Regions from separate parts of the Homo sapiens genome. Here region 2 is linked to region 1. A link is a loop called in an ENCODE intact Hi-C map of the cell type or tissue named here. Cell type or tissue: mammary epithelial cell. All regions are shown on one strand. Links, peaks and the distances in the headings refer to the core of each region. The heading gives the core; the rest is flanking DNA.

Region 1 (11,382 bases), core at 3,442-8,441:
CTGCCCCAGCAGCAGCAGGTCTGAATCCTGGGTAGTTAATTAAATTACAGACTTTTAAATCTCACTTTCAAGGACTCAGAATCTGAGAATCTGTACATTTGTTAAAAATTAGATGTTTCAGATAATATAATGTAAATATTCATATTCAATATAATCTATTTGAAATGTGATCATTCCTCTAAATAAGCTAAGCAATTGGCTGTTAATATTTCAAAGGGCAAAATGTAATAATAAACTAACTGGAAGTTTGTCTTCTCTTTCTAACCATCTTAGGTACATAATTTCTTATTTTGATTAATATGAAGTTGAAGATTTAAGCAATCTCTTTAATTGTATTTGCAAAAATCTGCATTTGAAAGAAAACACAAGCATTTAGAGAAAGGGAAAGGTCAGCTGTACCTTATATATTATCAATTCAGATTGATATATAAATTATAATTAATTCTCATAGCAAGGTGAAACTTTTTAAATCCTCTGAACACCCATGCATTCCTCCCTAATTTTCCAACAATGTTTATAAGAAGAAAGTGCATAGAAGATATTAATGATTTGAATTTTACCATTTTACATATTATTATCATTTGGCTTATCTGTAATTATGAAGTGCTGTACTTCTTGGCAGTGTATACTAATCCCTAGTCTAACTGTGCTTCCATTCTCACTAGGGGAGGAATTCCATGGGAAGATGGTTCTTCTTTTCTGGGAAAAAGTGACTGGCAAGGAACTTCATGATGCTCATTTATTCTTTTCCTAATATTAGGTTGATACAAAATTAATTGTCATTTTTGCCATTACTTTTAATGGCAAAGGCCGCAATTACATGGCAAAAATCACAACTAAGTTTGCACTAACCTAATATTTATTGAGCACACTTGGTATAATAGACTATATACTATGTTCTGAGAGTATGAAGAAGTAGAATAGACAGTTCTTGACTTTAAGGATTCAGTATTCATATAAAGTCCTCTCAAAATGGACCCTAGAGAAGGTGACTATAAGTATAAAAAGCTTTGCAATTTTTCCCATAAAGTATAGTAATGTCAAAATCTCAATATAGATTTAGGATCTTGATAGAGTAAAAGATACATTTCCAGAAATCTCAAGAGCCTCACTGGCCTTTCAGGATCATCAGTATGTTATGGCTCAAATACCTTTGTAGTCTTGGAAAACGTAGTTAATACTTTTGGTCTTCATTACACTTGTCTTCAAAAACTCATTACAAGATGTCTAAGAATCTTAACTAATGTCAATAATTTAATTAAAGAAATTATTTGAAGTCTTAAATGCCAAATAATTAAGGTAGTACATATATAGAGTCAATAATATAGAAGTATATAGATTCTTTTATCTAAAAAACTGATGTATTTGATATGACATGATTTATGACAGCAAATTTAGGCTAAATGCAGCTTTATAGTATTTAAAAATCAAATTTCTGACATTTATAGATATGTTTTCTAAGTATTACTCATTTAATTCAGCAAATAGCTTTGTTAACAAAAATGGGGCTTTCTTTTCCTAGTATTTTTTCTTCATACCAAGTTGGAAATGTTACCTTGAGGGTACATTGATTAGTTATGCATGTTTTAAGTGTAAAATGCTCTGGGAATTAAAATGAAGAGCTAACTAATTTACGTAATAGTTTCTCCATCTCTAGCCCCACATCATCTGTCTTCAAAAATTTGACTTTCATTGGATACTTCTTGAAGAATTACTAAAATATGTCCATTAAAATATAATTATTAATGATATCAGTAAAGAATATAATTTTACTAGTTACCTTCAGAATATTATGCCAAATAAAAATTATTTGTTGCATATTTCCAATTTGCATCATAGGCTTCACCAGTCTATGCACATATGTGTTGTCACATCAACATGAATGCCTGGCTCTTTGCAGAGTACTTTCTCCAAAACTCCTGTGTAATGAGATGTTACTGTACTGATGATAATGACTGGAGGTATTAATCACCCAAGTCCAAGGCTCACCATTCTTTCTGACATATATAGAAAAGTTACCTTCTTCGTGTATTCATCTTTTTTAAGATGATATTTTATATCAATGGCTTGGGCCACTAGTAATAAGATTATTTTTACGATAGTATCCAGACCTGAGTGATAGTTTTTTTCAGCAGAATCACTTTATTTAGACTGTTAGTGCTAGTAATTGGACAACTAAGAATGTGCAAGCCTTCCCAGTCAGAGCCTCATACTGAAGCTTGATCCACTGTTAGCTCATCCTCTGAGCCTATTCCTAAGTCTGTCTCCACACTGAATGTCTGCCGATTAGGATCATTTTGCTCTCAGGACTCATATTAGTCCGGTTGGACTGCTAGAACACAATACCTCAGACTGGGTGGCTTAAACAACGGAAATTAATGCTTTCACCATTCTAGAGGTTGGAAGTCCAAGATTAATGTGCCAGCAGGGTTGGTTTCTTGTGAGGCCTTTCTCTTCGGATTGCAGACAGCTGCTTTCTCATTGTGTCCTCATATAACATTTTCTCTATTGTCATCAGTCTCACTCTCCCACTTCTCCCTCTAGTTTTGTTAGAAGTAATCATGTGCAGATGTGTACGTATACTTAACTAGACAACAATTACGTTCCAGTTCTTACCACCGGATTTCAAGGGCATATGCAAAATGAGGTGTATGATTGCACACCTGTTTAATACTTCTTGAGTATTATTGATGGTTATACAGGCTTTTCAGTCCAGTGTGGACAGAAAGCATCTCAGTGTGTGTTTTCCAATTCTATCTGCTTGCATTAGTCACCAAAAATAATATAAAAATTGAATTTTGTTTACTGCTCTTGAGCAAAAGAACAAATCACTCTTTATAGTCACTCTAATAGTTCTTCAACAGAAAACCCTAATTTCCTTTCCTTTATAAGGGTATATTCTGTTCATAAGGGCTCTGTCCTAATGAACCAATCACTACCCAAAGGCCATACCCTGCCAGTGCTATCACATTGATTACTAGGTTTCAATACATAAATTTTGGGGCACAAAGCCTTTATGTGTGAAGGGCAAATATATTTATTGTCTGAATGCTTTCATTCAGACCATAGCCAATACATTCCAAAAACTATGCTCAATGGTATTTCATTTTTCTTACGTAATGTGTTTTCTTCTTTGGATGAAAGAGCCATGCTGAAACATATGACAAGTGATTCAAAGATATAGGTTTTGTTCCAAAATATTGGAGGGAAAATGCTAGGATTAATGTAATATGTTTTCTCCTTTGGAAGAAAGTGCCATGCTGAAACATATGACAAGAGATTCAAAGATATAGGGTCTAGCTCCAAAATATTGTATATAAGAAGGGGAAATGCTAGGAGTAGAATAAAAAGAAGATGATGATTGAGATTAGGGCCATTGTGTGTGTCTTGGGGGTGTGGAGTGGGTGGGCTTGAAGGACACAGAAATAGGTTTCAAGCCATATTTCAGTAACTATTACAATGCTTAAGTTTAAGAATAAAATCCTATTGAAAAAAAAGACAAAAAAAATTCAGCGATGAGAATATACTTGGCATGTCTCAGAAACAGAAAGGAGGTTGAAAGCAGAATAAGAAACCAGAGAATGATGGTAGAGAAAAAAATGTAACTTCATATACTAGGGTTTTCCTAAGGTTTCTGAAGTAGTTGGCCTTCGTGGCTTTGAGCTGTGAATGTTTAAAGGCATATTCCAATGTCAGAAGATTTAGCTTTGATAATGTTATGTCTGATCTCTTCATTCCACTTATGGGGTAAAGTATGACAGCTTCTGTTGCAGTCTTTGTGAAGCACTCAGCATGGGGTCTTAAAGCAGCATTTAACCTATATCTTTAGATCCTTAAGACTCTCAGTTCTCTAGACTGTAAGTTTCTGAAGAGCATGTCTATATCTAGTTGGGTATAGTGTTGAATGAAGGAACTAACTGAAAAAAAAAAAAAAGTACAATGTGGGGAAACTAAAGTTATATATCCACTATATTCTTCTTATGCTTTAGTTCACATTTTTAACAAATTAATCATTCAGTTTTCTAAATTTATACAATGTTAGTTTTCCATACTCTTCTTAGAAGTTTTCTATTCTTCTTTATCTTTTAAATAATCTTATTTGCAGGAATCACATTCAGTTAACTGACTTTTTCCCCACCCTATGATCTTTTTGTATGGTGAAACTCCCCAAGAAATTTTCTTTGTTTCTACACACTCTCTGAGTTTGAAACTCAGTGGTTAGAAACATAGAAAAATGACTATGTGCTTTCTCCATCTGACTAGGAATAGCTAATTTTGTATTTTACTGCACCTTAGAAATCTGTCAAATGGGCACCTATCCTATTTTACAACCAGAAAAATATCTTCCTATTACTTTTTCCTAATTTTTTCAGAGCATAGGCTCCTCTGCATCCACCTCGACTGTCAACAGGTAATGTGTCCTTACAAAGGAGCCTCTAGAAAACTTGTCCTGATACTCTAAATTATCCCACCACAAGTTGCTGGCCAGACATATATCTTTTCTCAGATGAATCTGACTCTTTTTAACAATCATCAGCCGAAAAAAATAAAAGTCAAAGTTTTAGTAGAAAAAGAAAACTATGTTCAATGACCTCAAGTGGAGAGTGATTGCTCTCTGTTCATGACACACCAAAAAGGCAGACTGAGATACAGGGAGAATGGTAGAAAGACAAAACAGACAGATAGGCATTGAAGTAGGCTTGTCATCTAGAATCTGATAAGAACAGCTTTAACACTACAAAATAGGAAATGGATCTGTTAAACCCAATCTTAGGAAGACTTTGGAAAGATATTTTCCCCTCTAAGTCACAGAGGGGAAAGAAACATAACTGTCCATATTTTGGATAACTAAAAAGAAGCCTATAGATTATATATAATCTATATAATTCATCTATATGATTAATTGGCAGCCTATAAATTAATCTATGTGTAATTTATGTCTCTCAAAAGAACCAGAAGGAGAATCTGAGCTTGAGAATTAGAAAAGAGTAGCTGCCTCATTCTCATTTTTTCCTAGTCCTCAAATCTTTCAATTGTGTTTTGCAAATATCTTAATACCCCTTAATTATTCCCTATTCTCATTTTACATTGAGTGGATCTCTGTCCCTTGGAAGCAAATGAAATTTACTTTGAAATTTTACATTTTTTATGATTTTTTTCCAGTGAAGTATGAGCTTATTTCAGCATTTTTGAAAGTCTGCTTGTGAGGACCTCTAATCTTATTTGATGAGATAAAAATATTTTGGTGCTATAATAAAGTTAACATGGAAAAAGGAACATATTTTTTTGTTGTTGTTGGAGACTGATAACGCAAAGTCTTTAGTGAGATTTGAGAGCACACAGTAAAGAAACCTGTTGAATTTGTTTAACCCAGTGTTTCTCAAATACATTTGGTCATGGAAGACTTTAGTGAGCCTATGGTAATGATGGTAGTTTTGCTTAGTTATGTCCTCAATGGCTAATCACTGCAACAATCTTCTCTATTGGCAGAGCTTTGTCTTCCACAGTAGAGTCTAAATACCCAAACAATCTTTTCCCCAGACTTGCATTCAGCTAGCCATGTGGCCCAGTTCTAACAAACAACAACAAAAAAGGGCTCTTGAAAAAAGAAATATGAAGAGGGCCCCTTTGCTACAGAGACTCCTGGTTTTGGTCATTGTTGTGAAGCTTTAAGCATTTGCCTCCACCTTGTGACCAAGAGGGAAAACTTCCTGATGCCCTGCGATAGCAGAGTGGAAGAGAGGAACTAGCAACTTTGATGCTATTCAAGGGCCAAACCAAAAGCTACCCTTCGACTTATTTTTCCTAGGAAAGTATCAACTTCTTTGATTTAATCAACTTTATTTGGACATTATGTTACCCAGTTAAACGCATGTAAAACAAATAGCATTTGAGGATGCTGTTGTGAGCTTAGGAGTATACAGCAGAGATTTTTGGTTTGAAGTAAACACAGCAAGGCCACAAAAACTCTTAGGGATGTTGATATTTCTCTTGCACAAATGCCATTTCAATTGTGAAACTGAAGAATAGAGAATATTTGGCAATATCCCTCTATTATTTATACATAAAGTACACTATTAAAACAACTGGCATGATTTTCACTTTCACTGGAAAGTTGTTTATAATTGCCTTTGGACAGTTAAAACTAAAAATATCTTCACATTTTGATTTACCCTTGGTCTACCTCATGGATACTTTCACATTTTAATATTATCATATGATAATATGATTAATAGTTGAAAACTATCATGTTTAGGAAGGTATTAAAACCCTCCAATATGAAAACTGCTATTTTAATTTCAACATATTTTAAAAGCTGGTATAAAAAATGTAGCTATACAGATGGTATCTTAAAATAAAAAAATTAACTCCAAACTTTATTGGCTGAGGCATTTAAAATACTTTTCCAAAAGGGTAAAACAAATTATTATTAGCCAAACTCAATACATACAGCATTTTCTACCTCAAACTTTTGTGAAAAATGAAAAATAATTTTTTTCTCTGACTAGTTATTTAAAATGGCCTACACATAACTCCTTTTAGGCAACATTTTTAACTTCCAGAGCCAATTGTTTTTTCTGCCAGTTACTGTAATTGGTAACAGTCTTGTCTAATTTTAATGATTTTTATACAGCTATTGCCTATACCGTATATTTAAATCAGTAAAATGTTTTAAAAATTGGAAAATAATGAATTTTAGGTTATACATTTATTAATTTAAACCCAGCTGTTGTGAGGAAAACACACACTTTTTTGTTTCTTTGTTACTATTGTTCCAGATCAATAATCAAGTTTATTTGAAATATTTTCCTTCATACAAAGTTTTATTCAATATCAATGTTAATAGTCTCAAACATTTGACTAACTTTACTTACATGTTTTTACTGTCCTCTTGATTTTTGAAGTGACAGACTTTTCATTTTAACTTGGATTGGATTATAATGAAATACAATTTCTGATGTCTCTGCTAACTATTGCAGGGAACACTATTTCTTGAGAATGTCTGCTTTTATTTTGGAAAATCCTATATACCTTGATGAGAAAATTTAAAGCTTTCCATTTTTTCATTGCATAAGGTAACATTCAGATTTGTTTATTGGCATATTACTGAGTTTAAAATATTAAATATAAAGCCAATATTATTACAAATCTTTGACATAGCCAAATCTGAAGATCTAAGTACTATCTTAATAATTAAACCATAAACCATAATGAGAGAAAAAAAGGAAGATATTAATTTACTGCCCCATTTTGTCATTCCACAGGATCTGCAAAATGAGTCCTGTACACTAAATATGACTTTGTATGTGTGTGGCATTGTTATTATTCTAGTTTAAGCTTGCATTTTTTTCTTGTTTAAAATTATTTCCTACTTTTAGGTTACTTTGCCTTATATGATTACTGTGTCTCCAGTTTTTTTTCCTCCCTTAATTAATCCTATTATATTGCTCCTAAACACTTTAGCTTACCTTATAAGATCTTGATATTGCTGCAAATCATCTGTTGAGTCTTTTTCTGTTCTTACTGTGGCCACTCACCCAATATTCAGGCACTAGTATCTATACTTTTTCCCAAAAGGCTATGTGTATACATGTGTCAGTGTCTTTGTAGACACTCTATCCTCTGCATGCATAAGCTCCTTCAAATTTAGAAGGAAATAAAGTTCGTTGAGATACTATGAAAATGATAATACCCACCAATTTACATATGCCGGAATTAAAAAATGTTCTCTCTACGTACATATATATATGTATATATATACATATTCTTCGACTATTTTCTTAGAAACATTTTTTTTCTGGCTGGGCGCGGTGGCTCACGCCTGTAATCCCAGCACTTTGGGAGGCCGAGGTAGGTGGATCACGAGGTCAGGCATTCAAGACAAGCCTTGCCAAGATGGAGAAAGCCCGTCTCTGCTAAAAACACAAAAATTAGCTGGACGTGGTGGCGGGTGCCTGTAATCACAGCTACTCGGGAGCCTGAGGCAGGGAATTGCTTGAACCCGGGAGACAGAGGTTGCAGTGAGCTGAGATCATGCCACTGCACTCCAGCCTGAGCAACAGAGTGAGACTCCATCTCAAAAAATATATATTTTTTTTCTTCTTTAATCTAACGACTACTTATTTGTACTCCAGGAAAGTAACACAAATGTTCACTTCACATACAGAAAACCATACACAAAGTAATGAAATAAACATAAATTAAGTAAACAGTTAATTTAAGAATATGATCACCCATTCATATTCACCACATAGTAAAACCATCAACAAAACTATTGTTAATATATACATCTAAAACAATGTGGTTTTGATGCTCCTTCAATTTCTTCATACTTGGGAGTCTTTGGAACTCTTACCAGATCTTGCCAAGGGATGTATGTCTCTCTTTTCAACTTCTCTGCTTTGCATTCTTTTAGGACCTCCATTATGCATCATACTTAGATTCTGTACCCTATACCAGCCTGCATCCCATTCCACTTTGAGCCCCACAGGGTACCCTTGATCTGACAAGTTACTTTCCTTTTTTAGGGCAGATATATTACATAAAAACAATTATTAAGGCCTCTCTGTAATGAACAAGGTTTAAATGTTAAAGTTAAGGAACATTGGTCTATCAGTTGTGATTTCTTCAGCTTAATGTATTTCTATTTGCTCACACACTTGTTCATGTAGTCGCATCACTCCAATTACCAGAAAACATTTACCTTATGTCCTCTACTATTGGACTTCAAAGTCTAATTTCTCATCACACAATTCCTCCATCCTAGTGGAAGAAGTTCACATTAAAAAAAGAAAAAAATCAACACTAGTGCTTATTTTACTTTTTAGCCATCTTTTTCCTTAATGTATGTAATACATTTTTTCCCATTCTTTGCCATTCCTGTGAACTCTATACAACCTTCAGTGCCCCTGCAGATATCACGTTTATGATCATTTGTGACTCAACAGTTAGTCCCTTATGATCCTCTTACACTTTGGTCATGTAGGGTTTATCCCCTCCCATATCATGGATCATTTTCTAGTCAATCCCATTTATCTATAAAATACTGAACAATACTGCATTAGTTTCTGGAGACTTCCTCCAAAGAATTACCACAAACTTGATGATGTAAAACAAAGGAAATATACTCTCTTACAGTACTGGGCATCAGAAGCTCAAAAATCTTTTTTGCCAGACCGAAATCAAGATGTCAGCAGGGCTCTGATCCCTCTGGAGACCCCAGAAGAGAGTGTGATTCTTGTCTATTCCAGTTCCTGGTGGCTGCCAGCACTCCTTGACATGCAGCCATGTTACGCCAGTCTCTGCCTCCGTGAACACAGAGCCTTCTCCTCTGTGTGTCTATGTCTATCATCTGTTCCCATTTCTATCAACTCGCCCACTGTCTCTTATAAAGACACAAGTGACTGCATTAGGGCCCACCTGCACAGTCCAGGATAACCGACCCATCTCAGAATCTTTAACTTAATCACATATTTTTGTCATATACACTAATATTCACAGGCTCTGAGGATTAGGTCCTGATATCTTTGGGGGATGTTTTTTAGCCTGCCATAAACAGGATTCGTATTTGGATCACTGTCACATTGTGAATGCATAGCTGATATTTCTATCATATAGATGGCCCACAAACCTATCTTGAAATTGAATTGACTGAAATTGGGTGGTCTTGGAATTCTACACGTTATTTGGTCAGCACTGATTTATGCTTAAAACTAAATACTTCAAAGCAAGTAGTAGAAAATTTAATGAAGAAAATAAAGAATTATTAAGATCATGATGTCATATACTTTGTCTATTAGCTTATTATTCACCATGACCTTATGAGATAAATATTATTATTTCCATATAATACATGAGTAAACAGGTTTAGAAACATTGATTTTCCTAAGATTTCTAGTGTCAGATCTAAGGTTCCAAAACCCCGTTTTTCTTCAGTGAAATCATAGTGCCTCTAAAATAAATATTAGGAAGATAAAATAAAATACTCCTCAGGATGACTTACATATTAACATAAATTACAATATAAAGTGCCCTTGATCATTAAAATCTCAGCCTTGATTTAAAATGAAAAAGCTAACAGTTTTCTTTCTTTGTATTTGTTCATGATAAATGTGAACTTTAAGCAGTGACTATCTAGCAATAAATTGTTGGAAGCTCTCCTGTTTGTTTTGTTGATGCTGTATATAAACGAGTATTTAGAAGAAGAGTTCTGTTTATTCCTTTATTTATTATAGCTTAACTGTTGCAAAACATTATGTGCTGCACGATCCTAGCGCCAACAAATAATGAATAATTACCTAGTACTGGGGTTCTAAATAAGACCCATACCAACAAACAGATGTCAGTAGAATTTTGGCTCCAGGTTTTTGCCTGCAGGAAGTCATTAAAAGATAAGTGGAAAATCAAGTCTGTTCCCTTAGTAGCAGGGAACATTTGGAGCTATACAGGGAGGCTTATTTTCGGACAACAGCAATAGCTCCCACATTAGATGGTAATCACTCTTGTATTTATAGACTCCTTGTAAATCAATCTCAGACAGGCAATGAAATGATCTTCTTTATATTTACTTTTAGGCTATTTAAGAAAAGTAGCTCTAAACAAACCGAAAATTTCTATACAATCCTACCCCTTAGTCGATTTCATAGTTCAGTCTTACAAAATCATATTGTGGTTATCTGAGAACTCTTAATGACTTTTCAGTATCCGGAAAGTAGCATTATATTCCAGCTGTGCAAGCACTGAAATTTGTATTCCAAGTTGGTTGATGCTTCGGAAGAAAGTCGTGATTGAAACCAGGTGCAGATCATTATCCTTAATAATCAGTGTTTTCTTTCCCTCTTTCTTACGTCTTAGCATCTTAATGATTCTACAAGTTACTTTTTTCAACTCATAAGTTTGCAGTGACCTAAATGAAGGTGTATTTGCTTAGTAATATGATTTTTTTGGTCACATTAAATAAAAGTTAAATTTCAGACAGTCTCCATTAAAGAACAATTCTTGACTAACCCATATTTATAAGTAATGACAATGAACCATTAAAAGAATCTAGGCCAATGAATACCAAGTGATTTTTGGATATCAGAAAGTAGCAAACTACATATTAGAAAAATATATTTTGCTTAAGAAAAGATCAAGAAACATGTGAGAACTCCATGTGCTACCATTAACAGGGTAGAGAGAATTTCTAAGGCCATAATGACACACACTTGCCATTTAAATTAAAGTGATGTATTTATGTTTCCACAATTTTTATTCAAATGTAAAAATTGAATTATTTCTCTAAAATTATGAAATTTCAAGCCTTTTTACACATACTCTTGAATTACTGAAATGTTTAAGATTAAAACATAGGAATAATAATGCTTCATTTTTATAGTCAAC
Region 2 (11,382 bases), core at 4,049-9,048, 63 kb before region 1:
ATATGTGTCTGTGTGTGTGTGGTGAAAACATCTGAAATCTACTCCCTTAGCAAATTTCCAGTATACAATATGGCATTGTTAACTTTAGTTATCAAGCAGTGCATTAGATCTCTGGAACTTATTTTTCCTACCTAATATTTTGTATTCTTTGACCAACCTCTCTCCATTTCCCCCACCTCCTCTCCCCTTCTAACCACATTATTTGCAATAGCCAAGTTATGAAAACAACCAAAGTGTTCAAATGGGCTAATTTGTTCAGTCACCTGGGAATAAAAGACTCATCACTTAGAACATAGGGAAGAGCTAGCTCTTTGTTAATGGATAGAGGAATGCTCTGAAATGCAGAAATACTTACTATGAAGATAAACTCTCTCTCCAAGGAAGAACTATTGAGAGGAAAGAAAAATTTTAGAAAGATCAAACCATTGACTTTTTTATTATTTCTACTGCTGGTTACACATTTTGAGAACAAGGTGTCTTCTCTTTGATAATCAATATTTAAAAAATAACAGCCTAGACATACTTCATGTAACAATAGAAATAAACAAACATTGAATGTTCCTCTATGTGCCTTATATTGGTTAATTTTAATCACATCCAGATAGATACAATAGGACAAGTGATATGGCCAAGATCAAATAGCTATCAAAGGTCTTTGCTAAGAACTGAAATTTGGAACTGTTCAATATCTTATATTTTTAATATAATGGTCAAAAATATATTTTATTTTTAAAAGTATATTATTATAAGTTAGAAATACTGTAAAAGTGAAACTATTCACTACTCTGTTTTCTTTAATAGCTAAATAAAAGATATCTTAGATAAATCCTTAAGTAGCATGAAAAAAAGAATTAAGACCCCCTTGTCATCCCAGCACTTTGGGAGGCCAAGGCAGGTGGATCACAAGGTCAAGGGAATGAGCTGGCCAACATGGTGAAACCCAGTCGCTACTAAAAATACAAAAATTAGCCAGGTGTGGTGGCACGCACCTGTAGTCCCAGCTATTTGGAAGGCTGAGGCAGGAGAATCGCTTGAACCTGGGAGATGGAGGTTGCAGTGAGCCGAGATTGCACCAGTGCACTCCAGCCTGGGTGACAGAGCAGGACTCAGTCTCAAAAAAAAAAAAAAAAAAATTAAAACTCCCCCCGCCCCTGCCTTAATTTTTATCATTGGCTAATCTCTGTGATAAAGTGATACAATAATCATATTGTTATTGTTACGATCTCAATATAATTCATTTTAAGCAACCTCCATGCAAATGGGTCATATCTGTCACTCGCTAATTGAAAATGGATTTGTAAAGAAGCTAATACTTAAGTCACTATTCACAAATAATTACTAGCATTAAACATAGATTCTTATCTGTTGTACTCAATGTTAAGAATGTCTAAGAAACAGATTTCTTCTCTGCAAGTGAAACTAAATAACCACATTGTATCACCAGTGTTAAATACAAACTCCACAATGAATAAGAAACCTTTGAAAAATATATATTATATCTTCCTTTCTGGCAATTAACACCCAAATTAAACTATGTTACCACAGGTAGCACGATACTGACATGATGAAGTTTTATGTTTACCTGTTTTGTTTATGTTTACCTGTTTTACATTGCTTGGTTTGGTTTGTTTTATATAACCTTTCTCTGGCTACAATGTATTTGAAGTTCCTTTAGAAGTCTGGGCCACATACATTTAAAAAATAAACATAAGAAAGAGAATAACCAGAAGTTTATAGTCACTATTTACACAATATTATTATTTGCTTAATGACTTAAATAAGGTAAATTTAACAATGGCTATTACACAAATAGTCTGTGGCTGAAGTAGTAGAAATTGAAGGATAGCCAGTTAACAAATATTTAACTACACAAGTTCAAAGGGCATTTGTAGTAAGGAGACTAAAGAGAGGGTACGTGTTTGTTATTCCCTGAATGTGTACATGGTGCCTCAGAAATTGAGACATTATAGGATGGTTAAACCTAAAGATGCTAAACCTATATTTTGTGAGTTCATCTTTTCAATTCTGCCCCTTTCTATGTGACCTTCAGTAAATTGCTGAAACTATTTGTACCTTAATTTTCTTCTATAAAATGGAGATGATAGTATCAATATCTACCCAATGGGGTTCTCATACCTCACTTCATTAAGTATGAAGATGAGTGCTTGACACACAATAAACACTTTATCATTACAGTGTATTTTCTTCTTTAGACAACAGCATTTGACAGAGTTCCATTTAACACACGGAATAAAATGTTCTGATGCCACATTTTTTCTTCTTCCAATTTTTTTTTATTCTTTTTTTGAGATGGAGTTGCATTCTTGTTGCCCAGGCTGGAGTGCAATGGCACGGTCCTGGCTCACTGCATCCTCTCCTCCTGGGTTCAAGCAGTTCTCCTGCCTCAGCACCCTGAGTAGCTGGGATTACAGTCGTGCACCACCACTCCAGACTACCTTTTTTTTTTTTTTTTTTTTTGTATTTTTAGTAGAGACAGGGTTTCACCATTTTGGCCAGGCTGGTCTTGAACCCCTGACCTCAGGTGATCTGCCTGCCTCGGCCTCCCAAAGTGCTGGGATTACACATGTGAGCCACCATGCCCGGTCTGTAAATGAATAAAATTAACAGGAAAGAAAAAGAGGGAACCTATCTGATAGCCTTTGCTTGGTGGAATTACATGATCCATTGAATTTATTCCAAACTAATTTATCCAACCATGAATATGCTCCTAGTATAGCAACACACTCTGGAGATACACAGAAAAATATGTTGACTTTGCCTTTGAGAAAATTACAGTGGTAAGCTAGATAATAAATCTATGACTATTGTGTGATAAATAGTATCATAATGGTAAGCAAAGGTTGCTGTAGGAGCAGAAACTTCTTTTTTTTTTTTTTTTTTTTTTGAGAGGGAGTCTTGCTCTGTCGCCCAGACTGGAGTGCAGTGGCCTGATCTCGGCTGACTGCAAGCTCCGCCTCCCAGGTTCACGCCATTCTCCTGCCTCAGCCTCCCGAGCAGCTGGGAGTACAGGCGCCCGCCACCACGCTCGGCTAATTTTTTGTATTTTTAGTAGAGACAGGATTTCACCATGTTAGCCAGGATAGTCTCAATCTTCTGACCTCGTGATCCGCCCGCCTCGGCCTCCCAAAGTGCTGAGATTGCAGGCTTGAGCCACCGCGCCCGGCCGAGCAGAAACTTCTTAATCCAGGACAAGATGAGTTTTGCGCTTTAGAAGATAACTTCGGGAAATGGGGGACTATATGGAAGAGAGAGCATGTATGAAGATAGAAATGTCATCAGGAGAATGATGCATGAATAAAGATTAGAGATGATAGTGATAATTGGATTGTTATTGTTTTGATTAAGAGGACTCTCTCAATGATTTAAAAGGTGTGAAGGAGGTAAGATTAATGAGAGTTGGTAATTGTTTATTTGATATAAAATATAAGGAATGGGAGAGTATCAAGAATGACTCACTATTCTTCCATAATTTATTGGATTTTAAAACAGAATCGTTTTGATTCCTTTACTTTAAAAGGAAGATAAACTATTCTTAAATTCCAATTATAATTATCCCCCAGAAATACTAACCTGAACTATTCATTTTCTTTTTGATATTATTCTTCTGAAGTCTCTCTATTAAATAGAGAGATTCTAATAAATATCTTGATTTATTATTATTATTTTGGTGTTTTTCTTTAATAGGCCTTAATTATTTGTGAGGTAAAATTTAAAACTATCATTGATTGCCTGCCCATTTATATAGCGCTTTGCAGTTCTGAAATCATTTTCACATGTGTAAACCAAGTAAAAATATTGTTTTGATATTAGATATGATCCACTTAAGTTTTACAAATGAGACTTAGTGTAAGAAAAGAATAATTCTTCAAAGTACCTTGAAAGCACATTTCTCATTTCTAAATTGAACCATGAACTTAATAACATGGGCCATGATATACCCTGATAGGAATTGAGGAAAATGAGATAAAAAAGACAGTTCATTCTTGCTAAAGGAAAATTAAAATAACACTTTCTGTATATAACTTTCTAATTTTCATGACCTATCTCTTACATAATTACTAGAAGAGAATATTCTTCCCATCAGACAAAAGACAATTTAGCACCATAATGATACTACCTCTCAGCATCATTAGGCTACTTGATAGAGGATATGATTGATGCTTATGTAAACTCATTAACCACAGGAGGTCTACTCAAAATAGTAGGAACAAAATTCTGTTCACTAATAAACAGAATTGAAATGACCGGCTATTAGTTTAGCAGTGGTGAATGGATACTTGGAAATGTAATTTCACTTGATTTAGAGTAGTACATGACTACTCACTGACAAGTTCAGAATGCTATTAGGCCAGTTAATACTACAACCTGAAGTCACTTTATCAGAATATGTATTTTTTCAAATAATATTATGGACTAAAATAGTTATTATATTATAAAGAAGAAAAAATATAGTTGCGGGAAGTCAGGGACCCCAAACGGAGGGACCGGCTGAAGCCATGGCAGAAGAATGTGGATTGTGAAGATTTTATGGACATTTATTAGTTCCCCAAATTAATACTTTTATAATTTCTTATGCCTGTCTTTACTGCAATCTCTAAACATAAATTGTAAAGATTTCATGGACACTTATCACTTCCCCAATCAATACCCTTGTGATTTCCTATGCCTGTCTTTACTTTAATCTCTTAATCCTGTCAGCCGAGGAGGATGTATATTGCCTCAGGACCATGTGATAATTGTGTTAACTGCACAAATTGTAGAGCATGTGTGTTTGAACAATATGAAATGTGGGCACCTTGAAAAAAGAACAGGATAACAGCAATTGTTCAGGGAATAAGAGAGAGAACCTTAAACTCTGACCACCAGTGAGCCAGGCAGAACAGAACCATATTTCTCTTCTTTCAAAAGCAAATGGGAGAAATATCGCTGAATTCTTTTTCTCAGCATGGAACATCCCTGAGAAAGAGAATATGCGCCTGGAGGTATAGGCTTATAAACAGCCCCCCCAGGTGCGCCTGTCTTTTATGGTTGAGGCTGCAGAGATGAAATAGACTCCAGTCTTCCATAGCGCTCCCAGGCTTATTAGGAAGAGGAAATTCCCACCTAATAAATTTTGGTCAGACCAGTTGATCTCAAAACCCTGTCTCCTGTTAAGGTGTTATCAATGACAATGATGCCCGAAACTTCATTAACAATTTTAATTTTGCCTTGGACCTGTGGTCCTGTGATCTCACCTTGCCTCCACTTGCCTTGTGATATTCTATTACCCCCTGTTAAGTACTTGATGTCTGTCACCCACACCTATTCACACACTTCCTCCCCTTTTGAAAATCTCTAATAAAAACTTGCTGGTTTTTGTGGCTTGTGGGGCATCACGGAACCTACCGACATGTGATTTCTCCCCTGGACGCCCAGCTTTAAAATTTCTCTCTTTTGTACTCTGTCCCTTTATTTCTCAAGCCGGCTGATGCAAAGGAAAAATAGAAAAGAACCTACATGAATATCAGGGCAGGTTCCCCCATAAATATAAAGTTAACCTTGTGAATGTAAGTTCAGTAATGTTAAGTGTTTCCATGATCTAGTCCTGTGATTATAATAGACTAGAGAATTATAATTTTCATTTTAGAAAACTGGAATCGTGCTGCAAATTCTATAAATGAGATATCTTACATCTTTTCCTATTATTCAGTATTACCCAGTATTAACCGTGAGAGGTAAAGATATCTTTAAGAAGGTCAAAAATGAATATTTAACCTATCCACGAGAACATCTCAGATGAAAAATTTAGTTCAGATGGTCTATTCTTTTCTTTTAGAAATATTTGATAATACTAATAATTGATCTGAAATTTCTTTACAGCTGTAAATAATTTAGATAAGAACTTTTGATAGTTGGGGTTCAGTATGGCCAAAAGACAACACTTTTAAAACTCCGCAGCAGTAAAACATCAAGAATTTAATCCTGATGAATTAGTGTGGTTCTCCAACATTCACCCCTTAGAAAAATACAATATTTAAACCTCAGTGATTATTACTCATGTCAAAATAAACAATTACTTTCTACCTGGATAGTCAAAACCATTCAAAATCAAATATTAACATGGTAAATAAGAATCTATCACAGGCAATGATAGTTTTACTGCACAAAAACTATAGGTACACATATCTAATATTTATCACAGTAAGTTTGTGGAATGAATATTTTAATTCCTTTTTTACACTGGAGTAAAGGTAGAGGTAATATTAAGATGTTAGTATAATCAGAGGTTGAGAAAAGTTTCCCCCAAAAGAATCAACTAGATGTAGAAAAAAAAATTTTCTCCACCTATTTATAATAAATATTTTGAAAGGACTTCAAGGAAAATAAATTATCTTTGTATTTTGGATTTTCCTTCATAGAAATAGCTAAACTGTTAGGATTGGTTTAGGATAACAGCGTGGCATACTAGAATAGAGCCTAATAGCATTGAATTTAAGATACTACTTGCCCGTGATCCTTGTTCAAATTACTTAATGTGTCTGCAGTACAGATTTGCTTATAGAGCTTGTGACACTGACACGGATAGGTTGTCTTGAGCACTAGTAGATGAAAGGTATGTAGACTCTGGGTGTTAGACCTGCATATTAGTCAGCGTTCTCTAATGGAACAGAACTAATAGGATAGGTGAATACATGAAGGGGAGTGTATTAGGAAAAGTGACTCACACCATCACAAGGCGAAGTGTCACAATAGGCTGTCTGCAAGCTGAGGAGCCAGGAAGCCACTCCAAGTCCCAAAACCTCAAAAGTAGAGAAGCTAACAGTGCAACCCTCAGTCTGTGGCCAAAGGCCTGAGAGCCCCTGACAAAGCACTGGTGTAAGTCCAAGGGTCCAAAACCTGAATGTAGGGAGATCCCCTGAAACTATTGCTATGGAATAAAAGATGAAATGCTCCTGATTACTGTAAATACAAAATTGCATGCAGGATTGTGTAAAGACAACGCCAGGTTGGACTGCCAGAACAAGCCAACAGCATGTGATGTGCTTCCCCCTGCAGAGAGCCTATGAATGCACGTGCAGTCAGGGAGGTTTCACATCACCAAGATTCCTATCCCAGAAAAGCAGATGTTCATAGCTCTGGGAATGGAATGCAACCCTTGTGGAGAGCCTGTAAAAGGACGCATGGGGGGTGCCTGTCCATATGGATAAGATAGGGCTATAAAGGCCCTCATCTTGCCATGGCTCTTCTAGGCCTCTTTAGGGTTAAGGCATACTCCCTTAGAATTTCTGGTCTAACCGGTTGTCTAGCTTCACGGCCTGTTTCCATGGATTGTTTGTAACCACCCTTTGTTGCAATTATTACTGCTGATTAATATCTTGCTAATCATAGGTTATGGCAAGATTGTGTTTCTGTTTTAAGGTTCTAAGGTGACGCACACACTATATTGTAAATTCTTATCTCTGTATACTGTACTTCTACATACAAATGTACTGTACTTCTACATACAAATGTTATGTTAAAGAATTACTTCATCGCCATGTGACCATCTCACCTCATAATCAAATGACCCTAAATCCCTCACTAACCGAAACCCACCCTCACTAAACTTAATAATAAATGCTGGTATATCCAGTGCATCGTTGGCACTATGGGACCAGAAGGTGGTGACCCCCCTGGACCCAGCTTTCACTATCTTGCGTGTGTCTATTATTTCTCAACCTGCCGATCCACCTGGGAACAAAGAGAGAGCCCCGTTGCATTGCGGGCTGCTGGTCAGATCCCGCAATGCCTGAAGAACTTGGAGTCTGATGTTCAAGGGAAGGAAGCATCCAGCACAGGAGAAAGATGGAGGCCAGACAATTCAGACAGCCTAGGCCTTCCACATTCTGCCTATTTGTATTCTGGCTGCACTGGCAGCTCATTAGATTGGGCCCAACCAGATTGAGAGTGGGTCTGCCTCTCCCAGTCCACTGACTCAAATGTTAGTCTCCTTTGTCAACACGCTCACAGACACACTCAGGAACAATACTTTGCATCCTTCAATCCAATCAAGTTGACACCTAATGTTAATCATCACAAGTCCATCCCTTGTCAACTTGAACCCATACACATCTCCTGAAATTATAGATATAATCTTCAAATAAAGACAATAATAAGGTCATAATTATGCCTAACATAATCCAGCTATCCTTCGTACAACCAGAAGCACACTAATCTTTAACCTAAATGCTATTACGTAAAGTTAACAACACTTAAATGTTGATATGAAGTCAATAAATCTTATGTCATATGATAAAGAAAAAGGAAAGGAAATAAAATGTAGATATTTTCTTAGCTCAAGTGCATACATGCACAAACATGTTCTTAACAAAATAAGGAGGAAATACTCATGACAATTACCATCCTCGTTTCTGCAACTGGTCACGTGGTCATAGCTGGTACTGATGACTACCTTCTACTACTCATTCTGTACTGCCTTTGCCTTCAGCAAGCACCTCTGCAGATCATGGTTTTTCACCTAGTGGAGTAACCCAAACCTTCATTCCTGAAGGGTCTGGGCCATTTGTAGTGCTGCCTTGATTGGGTTGTTGTAATTTCCCATTGACCTTAATCAGAGGGCATGGTAATACTAAGAGATGCCCTAAGGGATCTCCTGTATTCCACACATACTCTTTCTTACATCTATTGTGGAGTAGTAGACTGATTTCGTTTTGATAGTCTGGGTCAGTCACCCCAGCCAACACCGTAACTGTCTTCTGAGCCTGTTGACTTAGAGGTAGGAGGATCCCAAAGTGACTAGGTGGCAATCATAACTTCCAGTTTAATGAAATCACAGTTGTGTCTCCTGGTGGCAGCATTTTTCCCTCTGGAACTAAGACCTCTATACCAGCAGGATGTAATGTCACAGAAACAGGAAGCAAAAATTTTGCTTGTGGGTCACTAGGGGTGATGGTGAATGGTGCCACTTCCACTTCTACCCCTTGATTACTGAACCCATGAATCCTGGTTCTGGAAGAAACAGTACTATATATTGGATGCTGATTCAGAACATACACAAACTTCTGGAGAATTTTGCCCCAGCCCTGCAAAGGATTGTTACCTAGTTGGAATTGTAATTGTGACTTCAAAAGGCCATTCCACCATTTTATCAATCCAGCTGCTTCAGGAGGATAGGGAACATGGTACGACCAATAATTCCGTGAGCATGAGCCCACTGCCACACTCCTTTGGTTGTAAAGTATGACTGCCTTGGTCAGAAGCAATGCTGTATGAAATAGCATGAAGGTGTAGAAGGCATTTCGTGAGTCCACGGATAGTAGTCTTGGCAGAAGCATTGAGTATAGTATAGGCAAATCCATATCCACAGTAAATGTCTATTTGGGTGAGGACAAACCTCTGCCCTTTCCATGATGGAAGAGGTCCAATATAATCAAGCCGCCACCAGGCAGCTGGCTGATCTACCCAAGGAATGGTGCCTTATTGAGGAACAAACCAACCACTTCAGTGTTGGTCTTTGCTACTGGCAAACTGGGCACTCAGCAGTGGCCATAGCCAGGTCAGCCTTGGTGAGTGGAAGTCCATGTTGCTGAACCTATGCGTAACCTCCATCCCTGCCACCATGGCCATTTGTTCATGGACCCACTGGGCAATGACAGAGGTGGCTGGGGAAAGAGGCTGAGTTTTTGTCCACAGAACAGGTCATCCTATCCACTTGGTTATTAAAATCCTCCTCTGCTGAGGTCACCCTTTGGTGAGCACTCACATGAGACACAAATGTGTTCACAGTTTTTGATCACTCAGATATGCCCATCCACATATCTCTTCCCCAAATTTCTTTGTTACCATTTTTCCAATCATGCTTCTTCTAAATCCCTCACCATCTAGCCAAATGACTGGCTACAGCCCATGAATCAGTATATAATCACATATCTGGCCATTTCTCCTTCCAGGCAAAGTGCACAACCAGGTGCACTGCTCAAAGTTCTGCCCACTGGGAGTATTTTCCTTCACCACTGTCCTTCAGGGATGTCCTAGAAATGGGCTGTAGTGCTGCAGCTGTCCACTTTGGGGTAGGCCCTTTTCTTCTCTTCCTCTGTCAACTGATCATAGGGAACTCCCCATGAAGCCATTAGTGCAGGCTAGGGGAGAGAAGGCAGGGCAGCAGGAGTGGGGACCATGGGCACCTGAGCCACTTCCTCAAGTAACTTACTTGTGCCCTCAGGACCTGCTTGAGACCAATCACATATATACCACTTCCATTTTATGGATGAAATGCTGCTGTGCATTCCCCACTTTATGGCTTGTTGGGTCAGAAAGCACCCAGTTCATGATAGACAGTTCAGGTCACATGGTGACTTGATGACCCATAGTCAAACATTTAGTTTCTACTGAAATCCAGTAACAGGCCAAAAGCTATCCCTCAAAAGGAGAGTAGTTATCTGCAGAAGATGGCAGGAACTTGCTCCAATATCCTAGAGGCCTCTGCTGTGAAGGCCAGCCAAAGGCTCCAAAGGTTCCAAACAGCATCCCCATCTGTCACTGACACCTCAAACACCATTGGATCTGCTGAGTCATATGGCCCAAGTGGCAGAGCAGCTTGCACAACAGCTTGGACCTGTTGCAGGGCCTTCTCCTGTTCTGGACTCCACTCAAAACTGGCAGCCATTTGGGTCACTTGATAAATGGCCTGAGTAACACACCCAAATGAGGAATGTACCGCCTCCTGTGAGTGGTGAATCAAGAGTATTAAATGCATTTATTTTGCGTTGACTTTCTAAACAGTTCACACTAAGGACTATCAGTGTTCTCCATACTGTTAGAAGTAGAGTTCTAGCATTCTTAGGTCTAATCATATTAAGCAGCCAAGTCCAGAAACCCCAAAACTAACTAAAGAAATCCATCGTTAAAATTCTGTTTATCTAGAACCACTCCTGGTACCAAAATCTGCATTAGTCAGGGTTCTCTGAAGAGTCAGAACTAAAAGGATAGATGAATATATGAAAGGGAGCTTATTGGGAGAATTGACTCACACAATCACAAGGTGAAGTCCTATAATAGACTGTCTGTAGGCTGAGGAACCAGGAAGCCAGTAAACATCCCCAAACCTCAAAAGTAGGGAAGCTGATGATGTAGCTTTCAGTCTGTGGCCGAAGGCCCAGGAACCTCTGGCAAATCACTGATATAAGTTCAGGAGTCCAAAACCTGAAGAACTTGATGTTCGAGGGCAGGAAACATCCAGCACAGGTGAAAGATGGAGGCCAGAAGACTCAGACAGTCTAGTCCTTCCACGTTCTGCCTGCTTTCATTCTAGCTGCTCTGGCAGCTCATTAGATGGTACCCAGATTGAGGGTAGGTCTGCCTCTCCCAGTCCACTGACTCAAA

What was found. A loop is a pair of places that touch in the nucleus more often than their neighbours do. Peaks named below come from ENCODE experiments on the same cell type or tissue, not always from the same donor. Only the 100,000 strongest peaks of a DNase experiment are listed, where the experiment ranks them.
Region 2: it touches region 1 in a loop (9-fold over the local background); 1 of 110 quality-filtered maps calls a loop at or near these places.

Annotation. Positions count from the first base shown.
Region 1 is chr1:195,934,358-195,945,739 of GRCh38, reverse strand. No RefSeq gene overlaps it. Among named protein-coding and RNA genes, the nearest start is that of LINC01724, 150 kb to the left of the region's middle. In mammary epithelial cell, for the core only: a CTCF peak has its summit at 5,689 (motif pointing left); no DNase peak of the experiment used is centred there.
Region 2 is chr1:195,998,434-196,009,815 of GRCh38, reverse strand. No RefSeq gene overlaps it. Among named protein-coding and RNA genes, the nearest start is that of LINC01724, 85 kb to the left of the region's middle. RefSeq lists an enhancer at 6,583-7,083. In mammary epithelial cell, for the core only: no CTCF peak of the experiment used is centred there; DNase peaks (open chromatin) are centred at 6,685 and 7,325; H3K27ac peaks cover 561 bases.